2 separate regions of the Homo sapiens genome follow, and region 1 is linked to region 2. A link is a contact called in ENCODE Hi-C or POLR2A ChIA-PET data. All regions are on one chromosome and are shown on one strand. Each heading gives the region's core, a stretch centred on a gene start or an enhancer-like site at or near the end of the contact. The rest is flanking DNA. Distances are from core to core; before and after follow the strand shown. Region 1 overlaps TM2D3 (TM2 domain containing 3). Region 2 has its middle 32 kb from the start of PCSK6.

Region 1 (4,520 bases), core at 334-2,833, 120 kb before region 2:
CTAAAAAGCAATGAGATTGATAACTTTAAAAAAAGAAAACATTGGTTTTTTAGTACAGCTAAAAATTGTATGTTTACTTTTGACATTTAAACTGTCTTCCTGCCCGTAATTATTTGGTGGTGTCAGTTTGTGAAATAGTCACTTGTGTTCCAGTTAAGGGCTACGATCAGGGGAAGCCCTTTCTCAAATCTGACATAATGTGGTGATTAAACCGTGACTGGCCACAGCTGGGGTGGAGGTGGTCTCATGGAATCCTGTCTGTTTGCCATCGCAGCATCACCCTCGGTGGGTTTGGAGCAGACCGTTTCTACCTGGGCCAGTGGCGGGAAGGCCTCGGCAAGCTCTTCAGCTTCGGTGGCCTGGGAATATGGACGCTGATAGACGTCCTGCTCATTGGAGTTGGCTATGTTGGACCAGCAGATGGCTCTTTGTACATTTAGCTGTGGTGTGTGCTTCAGAAAGGAGCAGGGCTTAGAAAAAGCCCTTTTGTCCGTAGGAGTTGATGTGGTGTGAGTGATATATTTCTATGTTTTTAATGTACAGCATCTGTACTTTGTTTGCCTTGATAAAGGTAAGATAAATGAAACGCTGAACTATGCTAATCTGGAATTTGTTTTTATTTGCCTGAAATATATTTTTTTCTGTGAAAAAATTAAAACGTACTTAAGCCAGGAGAATGAATTATACAGTGATTGAAAATCCATTTAATTCCTATGACTTTTGTTTTGTATTGCCCAAGTCAAACTACATCACTTGTATCTCCAGCCCAAATGTAGTCTGCCTTGAAAAGTCTTTCAGCTGTGACTGCAGGAAGTGGGAGTGTTTTTATTGTTAGCTAATTGCTGTGACTGCAGGAAGTGGGAGTGTTTCTGTTGTTGGCTAATTGAAGTTATTAGGCTCAGCTTCAGTCATGTGTAAGTTTTGCAGTGTAATACATATGTAGTCTGGTCTGTATATATGAAAATTTGAATTAAACTGCAGAATGTTTATGTCTAGTTATGGTTTAAATTTTCTTAGTAGTATATAAAAGGTAAGAGTACTGAAAAATTAATAAAATTGCAAGTTAAGAAATACTGTGGGCCTGTTTTCTATATTAAATATAATCTTGAATAATCATTACAACTTACCTTTATTGTTAAGAATAACATTTTTATCTTTCAGGGCATTACTCCATTCTAACAGAGTCATAATTGGCTGGTTTATTGACACAGTGGAAATATATAAATGTTTTTGAGTATAGATCTGTTATAGACCCTTTATCGGGGAAAAAAAACTCAGTTATTCAAAAAGATTTTTACTCAAGCTTGCTTTTGAAACATTTAAAAACTTAGCATTTTTTCTTTCAAATGTGGGTATCTGAGTTACTGCTTTTTAAACACTTGTGTGTATTATCCAGAAGACTGTTAACCACCATATCATATCTAGAAGCTATAAAATATCTGCATATTTCATTCAGCAGATGATTTATTGATTTCAGTTTACCTGAAAGGTTTCAGTGATCACTTGCTGCTGTTTAAAGCACAGTCCTTTTCTTAGTTGAGTGACAGTTCCATCTCTCGTCGCTAGGTGGCGCATCCCCATTACATTTGCTTCCCCATTCTAGTTCCAGAAACAGAAAAAAAAACTGGTTTTGTTTTGTTTTGTTTACGAGGAACTTGTCACAGAGCATGAGCAGTTCTTCAGGATGGGAGTAACCCGGTTTATGTGGACCTTTCTTTCTGAGAGCAAAGACACACTTTTTGTATCCGTTAAACTGTTGATTGAGCAGGTGTTTCTTTAGAAGACGATCTTTTCTTCAAGAAGTAGCCCCTTTGCTAACTATAATAAAAATGTCTCCTGAGTCTCCTTATGTAGCTCTGTGTAGAAGAGAATCTAATACTTCCCTGTTGAGCAACCATGCAAGGTGGAACCAGGGAGTCGGTGGGAAGTTAGTAGGAAGTATGCATTGCCCTTGGTGGAAATAGGTAACAGCATCCTTGATTAACCATTTTTGTGGCTCTGGGGCCTGAATTAGATAATGAAGCTGCAGTGTCTGAGAGTAAAGCTCAAAGATTCAGAATCCATGAAAGGAGGCATAAATGAACTTGTTCCCAAATCCTAAAAAGTTTGCACAAGGGCATAGCCCTTGGAACCTGAAGGATGTAAGCCAGTCAGGAATGCTTCAGATCAAGGACTTTGATAGAGCTGATGGCCTGAGACAGAACTAGCAGGAAATACGAAGAGATTTTCAAATAGTACAAACAAATTTATGAACGATGAACTCATACACAGCCCCAAAAAGAAACTGCAAAGTAAAACTATACTTTCAAAGGGCACTAGGGAGTGTGGGTGCAATCTCTTGTAGCAAATCCCATGGGCCTCTGCTGGCAGCAAAATGCCATGTTGGAGTCTGACCTTCAGGTTCTATTCCTCTGCTGTCTTAGATTTTCAGGATTGCTATAACAATACCATAAACGGCGTGGCTTAACAACAGAAATTTATTTCTTAAGAGTTCTGGAAGCTAGAAAGTCCAAGATGAAGGTGCTGGTAAATTTGGTATCTGGTGAGGGCCTTCTTCCTCATAACATCTTCTCACATCCTCACATGGTAGAGGCAGGGAAGATCTCTCTGGGGCCTCTTCTATAAGGGCACTAATCCCAATCCTGAGAGCTCCACCCTCATGACCTGATCACCTCCCAAAGGTCCCACCTCCTGATACCATCATTACAGTGGTGAGGATTTCCACATGTGAATTTGGGGTGGAAAAGACACAAATACTCAGTCCATCATGTGTGAGCTATGGGCTCTGACCCAGGGATATGATTAGATAGCCATCCTGTTCACACAGGTTGGGAACCATATCAGTCAACCATCCTCTATTGATAGTTCTCTAGACACTCAGAATTTATCACTGCAGCAGGCCATCTGTCATGATTTCCCCTTAAGAATCTCTACCTTGCTTTGTCAGCTCTCTTCCATTTACCCCAGTAATGCCTCACGGGAAGGTGCTGGGTTATTTATGTCTACCCCCTCCATTGTCCCTAGAACAATGCCGTGCACACAGAGGCTCTCATTTATTTGCTGAGTTAATGCCACGGGTGTCCTCAAGGTTTTGAAGGGACTGTGTACAATTCCAGGGACTGGCAGTTGAGGTGGCTGCAAGGAGATAATATATAGAAATTGGCTTCAAGTAAATATTTGTCTGTAACACCATGTTGATCTGATTTCTGCAAATTGCTGAGGAACAACTGGTTTATGGTGCGTATAAAAAGATTTTTTCAAAGATCTTATGCTTCAAGATTTTAAAATGTAAAAATACCTTCTCTATGCCACACAACTTCATTTCTCTGTACTTTTTTTTTAATGCCTTATGCCAGACTTGCATTTATTTTGGGCATATATCATCAGCTACGGAATATGCAAATGATTTTAATTCATCCTGTAAGCAATGAGTGGAAAATGAGCTGTACCTGATGCAGCTTCTCAAATACAACATTGAAAAAGCCTGAAAATGAAGGCACTACATAAGTAGAATATGCATAAAAAGGAAAAAAAAAAACACCCAGGAAAAATGGAGGCAGATTCCTCCGCTCCTGCTCTAAAGCTTCCCCTCTGTTCTGCCCTTTTGGTAGAGTATGAAGTGTCACATGAATGTTAGGGGGTAGACACATTTTTTAAACTTTTATTGTATATACATCGTATGCGTTTCTTTCATGGTAAGAGCACTTAAAATCTACTCTTAGCAAATTTATAATATGATAACTGTAGTGATGCTATGCACTAGACCTATTGGTTAATTTTGTAACCTAGGCAAATTTGATTTAAATTCTTTTAAATGTATTGAAATTGTCTTCCATAAACACAACACTTTTATGCAAAATACGCTTTGATGGAGACACGTGGACATAATTTACTAAGGCTCCACGAAGGCAGGGCTCTGGTTCTCTGCTGTAGCTCAGCTCTGAGAGCCCTGCCGGCCATGCAGCAGGTGCACAGTGACTAGGAGTTTGATGAATGAGTAAGGAGGAATTGCTGGGAGTAAGCTAAACACCTAAAAGTATTGCTGAGAATTTTTAAAGTGGTAGAGTGCAGCTGGATTGCAGCATCTCCCTTCTCAAATACTTAAATGATAAACACACTGTAGGAAAAGCCAGCACCTCCTTCCTGCCCAAAACCAGCAAACAAATGAAAACTCCACAGCGAACAAGCAAAAGGATACAGCCAAATGCCAAAAACGTCAAAAAATTGTGAATACAGGGAAAAAAAATTATTGCTCAGGTGTGTAAGATTACTCCCGCAAATGGCCCTGCTGGCGCAACAAAACTCAGAAAGTCTCACTGGAGGCCAGACGTGGTGGCTCACACCTGCAATCCCAGCACTTTGAGAGTCCGAGGCGGGCAGATCACCTGAGGCTAGGAGTTCGAGACCAGCCTGGCCAACATGGTGAAACCCCCGTCTCTACTAAAAATACAAAACAATTAGGTGGGCGTGGTGGCAGGTGCCTGTAATCCCAGCTACTCAGGAGGCTGAGGCAGGAGAAT
Region 2 (4,921 bases), core at 1,523-4,022:
ACTTACAAAGTTGTAAAAACGCGAATGCCGTTGACTTGTTTTCAACACAGATAAAACTTAACAAAGAACAGAAAACTTAATTATGCTCATCAAACAGAATATGATGCCATCCTTGGTGCTGCAAAAGAAAAACCCACGGGATGGAGGAAGAGAAGGGGAAGAGGGGAGGGGAGACGGAGGACAGGACAGGGCTTCAGAGGCCTCCACGGTGTGCTGAAGATTCAGCAGTCTCAGCTGGATGGAAAAGCAGTAAATGCCCAAGTCTATATTGACAGGTGCGAATCTAACGAATGTGAAAACTAACAATCGTGACTGAGAGGAGGTGGGGGAGGGTAAATGAGGGAAATTCTCATTTTTTAATAGTGCAGAATCAGTAGATACTGTTGAAGGATGACAAATGAAGAGGTGACGGAATAAGCATATTGACTAAAGTTATGATGGTGGATAGATTGATTTTTTTTTCTTTTGAGACGGAATCTCGTTCTCTGTTGCGCACAGTGGAGCTCTTAGAGGTGTTGACAGAGTCTAATCGCATCCCTTTGACCTGCGAAGCTCTGAGGAGGGAGGGTTCCAACAGCCACCTGTGACCAGAGTCCCTGTCTCAGCACCCTGCAGGGCAGGTGACCTTATGGCCAATGAGACACAGGGAACATTGGCTGTTCCCTCCCTGATGAGCAGGGAGGAGCAGTTTGAGGCCATGATGCACAGAACGAGGTGGCTGTGTTGTGACTGCCAGGGAGGGAGGAGCCACCAGCAGCTGATGGGACAGAGGAGAAGGATAAAGGAGAGGCTCTGGTGACAGTACTGGGCACTGTGCATGGCGGGGGACTGCCTGCCTCCCAAGTTCTTGTTGTGTTGACAGAGATGACAAAATGTCATCATTGTTTCAGCCGCAGCTCACTGGGTGCTTGGCAGCCCACTCCCCCAGCGGGCCCAGGAGCCTGGCGGTACCGTGGCTCCTCCTAGTGCAGGCGCTCGGCTCAGTCTTCCTCATGGAAAGGCTCCAGCGGGCCCCGGTCTCACAGGGTGGCCCAGCTGGCTGTCAGGCTTGCTCCTGGGGACACCTCAGGCAAGACAGGAGAGGTGCTCTGTGCCCTCAAGCTTTCATTCATGCACTGGTTCTGTCGGCGAATGTGTTGACACGTGCCACACCAAAGCTGTGTGGTGTGGACCTCATTACCTGTCATCTTTCTAACTTGACTGCAAACTTCATGTGGGGAGGACAGTGGCCTGTGTGACCCAGATCCTCAGTGGCCAGCCCTGGGAACGGCTCATCATCTAGGGGAGGAAACAGACTCTCATCAGATCCAAGCCCAGCTCCTAGGGGTGGTGATGCTGCTATCTAAGCAGGACCCTCTCACACACCCCCACCCCACCCAGCTGCATGGCTGAGCCCTGTGGCTGGTGGCACTTCACACACATCATTCTATGGCTGCCACTGGTATTTAGTGTCCCCTCGTCCTGCCTGGCCCCTCCAACAGGGTCTCCTTTCTTCCAGGGCCCTGACATCTCGTGGAGACACTGCCTCCCACATCTCTCCATGTGAGCAGTTTCCCCAGCCCTGCCTTGCTCCTCTCTCTGCTCTGCTGCAGTGCCTTCTCCTAATACCACGGGAATGCTGAAAGAGGTCTCTGGGGAAGCAGCGCCTTGTCACCTGCAGGCCCAGCAGCCGCAACTCAAACACACTGGCACAAAGTTGCACTTCATTTACTCCACTTGATTTCTGGGATTCCAATTCCAGTCCGGGAAGACGTGTAAACAAGGATGTTCAGATGGTGGTTGCCCTGGAGGGTGGGCGTGGGGGCAGGTGTTGATGGCAGTGGGGCACAGGGACGCCTCCTGGGAGCTGCTGATGTCTTCTGTCTTGGTCTGGGTGCGATTTACAGGGGTGGGCTCGGTTTGTCAAAATTCGTCGAACTGTACTCATATGATGCTGTATGTAATATGTCAATAGATGGAAAGGTTTCTGTGTGTGTGTGTGGTTTTTAAATTTTTGATTTAAAAATAAGGAACACTCAGAGTAGCATTTCACGTTAGTGAACAAAGGTAGCACAAGGCAGTGCTTCCCTGCAAGTTGAGTCCTTGCCCCTTTTCACAGGGGCCCTGCCTCTGTCTGTGCCCTGGCTGGGGTTCCCACTCCGTGGCGGTAGCTACAGGGAACCTGTGGGCACCCGTCTGTCTTTGCTGTCGTCCTTGCTTTTCTTCCCCTGGCCGCCTGCTGGGATTGTCGCTGGATCTGAAATTGGCCTGTTTACTGCTCTGGAGTTTCCGTGTTGATCATTCTGTGGGGTGGTTGCTGCAGGCCTGGGGCCGTTGGGCGTGGGTTTCACCAAATGCAGTAATGTTTCTATCCATCCATGCCTTTACAACATTTATATGAAGGGAATTAAAACCAAAGTATCTGCCACGATAAACGGCCATACCCTTGGTTCCTACCAGACCTTCCTGTAGAACTGGAGCCTGGCTCAGTTGCAAGAAGGATAAACTTAATATTAATGATAATAATACTTTGCACTTGGTCTAGTAAAAACATTTTGAATATAGCAGAGGCAAGGATGTGAATGTTTGCTTGGCGCTATTTATCAGGAAGTGCTTCTGCTTGTTTATTATGTTAGGGCTTTGTATACAGAAACTATTTTTTCCTCTCTTACCACCGAGGGCCATATTTCTCGTTGGTTGCTACATCCAAAGTTTAACAGGAAGTTGCTGGTCATATTTAAATGGTATGCTTTTAAAACGTATCTGTAAATAGCTGAAGACGGAATGGCTGAAGGTGTGGAGTTGATATTCTCACTCACATTTTTGCACTTCAAATTACCTCTCAGTCGTTGTGAAACAGGAAATTTGAAAGCACCATGTTCAGGAGGTTGTGACACTTTAATGCTTATCTGTCCTTGAATCTGTGGAGGTTTAGAGATACTCAGAAAATAAGGAAGTTGTTTTGTTTAATTGCAGGGTGGATCTGAAGAATTACTTTGGTTATATCTGAACTTATTTTACGAAAGCAGAAGAAATAACTTGGGAGAAGAAAAGTCAGTATCTATATTCTCTCCTAGTTGACATGGGGAAAAAAAAAGACCTTTTCTATGTAGCATGGTAGCTGTCTTCTCTGCAATAATTATTACAGAGTTCTCTTGCAGATCCCTCATTTCCTCTGGGGGCCACCTCCTCGGTGTGTAATGCATCACCTGTGGGGACTCTCTGGCATCAATAAAACAGCAGCACTGGGATGATGGGATGGAGCTGCTCTCAGGCAGCAACAGGTCCCTTGGATGCGTATTGCAGCAATCTGTCTCCAGCACCAGACCTTGGATAATGTATTATTTGCAGGATAGAATCACCCAAGGAGCAATATACTCAGGCTCTAACTCAGTTTAATTCCATGATGCAGCTTCAGGTTGCTTATTGGGTCCACACTGCAATAATTCAGCATTTGTAATCCTTTGGAGTCACAGATCTCGCTACAGCAAATTTGGCCTTAGATCCATCCCAGGTGACTATATTACTGCCATAAACTAGTGGACATAGAGTCTGTGCATCACAGACCCATGGCACTGGCTGACTCAAGAACTTGGAAAGCCTGTTGACTCCTACTTAGATGTCTCTCTAGGTTAAGAAAAAAACAACTACGGGTTGATTCTGCAGGAGCTTAAGGGCTTGTAAAACTAGGGGTAAAAAGAGTTCTGGTTTAAGATGGTGGATTTTACACATGGATTTTTCTTTTTCCTTCCAAATCCCACTAAAGAAGTACAGAATGAAATAACCTCCCAAAACAGGAAGGAGAGGTGAAGAAGGGGTTACATGCAATCAAGGCACGGGCACAGGGAGGTGGAACGCAGACGGTGTGGGTTACAGATGTGGCAGAGCCAAGGACAGGGTGCCAGGTCAGAGACACGAGCAGCGGGGGCACAGCAGTGGCCAATTCTCCCCACAGAGCTCGGAGAGGCTGCAGGCTAGAGCTGGCAGTAAGGGAAGGGATCACACAGAAGGTTCTAATAAAAGGTTGTCAACAAAACACTTGTGCCAGGCAGTCCCTTCCCTAAACCCCTCCCTACTTCACAGAGAGACTGACAATCAGATCTTCACCCCCAGGCAAACAAAGCAACAAGCTAGAAGGCTCTCTCTAAGGACACACACCACGGAAATCCAAGGTTCTAGTGGAGGGGTTGGTGCACTCCTATTCTAATATCAAAGGATGCTCCCAAGACCATTAAAATCCTACAAAGTCTACTGGTGTGCAAGCGCCAACACCACACATGAGCTCCCATTCAAATGTTTTATTACCTCAACGGTGAGGCCCATGGAAGACACACAGCATGCCAGCTACCGTGAGTGTGATCCTTCATCCTCACATATGAACAAAGGACAAAGGACCACCAGGCACACGGGAAAAGTGAGCCATCCGATAGAAAAAGACCAAGAATATTAAACAGAATAGCTGACCCCATAGGAAAGAAAGGTAATCAAGGGAACATTTATACAAAGAGATACAAATAGGAGAGAAAACATAAGAGACCCAAAGGATTACTCCAAGAGGGGGCAACACCCAACTAACAGTTTCAGAGGCAGAAAATGGAGAGAAAGCTATTATCAAAGACAAAACAGAGATTTTTATAAAGAAATCTACCTTCTGGCTTAACATGGCAAAGACAACGCCCAATTTACTGCTCCCTTTAAAAACTTCAGCAAAATGGCAATGAGAGGATAAACTTGTAACGACAATGAGAATGGGAGGACAGTCTGAAACCATCCACCTGGAAGCTGGGAGGCAGACGGATGAGTGGTGACTGTTAACAGGGCCAGGAAAGCTGGAGCTCTCACTGGCTCTGAGGAAAATCCAAAAACGGAAGAGCCCTAAAAGTTGGAAGCGTTAGTTAACTGAAACCGAAGGGGTTGAGTGAGGCTCAAAAGAGGAAGATTG

What was found. Hi-C counts contacts between places; a loop is a spot of excess contacts on that map. ChIA-PET counts read pairs that join two places held with the same protein, here RNA polymerase II (POLR2A). Pooled maps may share reads with other maps.
Region 1: a map of dorsolateral prefrontal cortex shows a loop between it and region 2 (8-fold over the local background). The contact joins two enhancer-like sites. A Hi-C loop is called at or near these places in 5 of 168 maps with a recorded cell type or tissue (HepG2, dorsolateral prefrontal cortex, heart right ventricle and 1 more) and 4 of 50 pooled maps. POLR2A ChIA-PET finds 5 or more read pairs at or near these places in 3 of 52 experiments (H1, HepG2 and PC-9).

Annotation. Positions count from the first base shown.
Region 1 is chr15:101,638,399-101,642,918 of GRCh38, reverse strand. It overlaps TM2D3 (TM2 domain containing 3), which reads left to right. Exons shown (of 6, transcript NM_078474.3): 6 at 275-1,071. The coding sequence ends at 440. Among named protein-coding and RNA genes, the nearest start is that of TM2D3, 12 kb to the left of the region's middle. RefSeq lists a silencer at 1,477-1,636. Within about 2 kb of position 1,583, at least 17 of the 41 ENCODE cell types and tissues checked have a DNase peak (open chromatin) inside an H3K27ac peak, as active enhancers do; they include dorsolateral prefrontal cortex, where a contact is called at or near this core.
Region 2 is chr15:101,519,647-101,524,567 of GRCh38, reverse strand. No RefSeq gene overlaps it. Among named protein-coding and RNA genes, the nearest start is that of PCSK6, 32 kb to the right of the region's middle. Within about 2 kb of position 2,772, at least 4 of the 41 ENCODE cell types and tissues checked have a DNase peak (open chromatin) inside an H3K27ac peak, as active enhancers do; they include dorsolateral prefrontal cortex, where a contact is called at or near this core.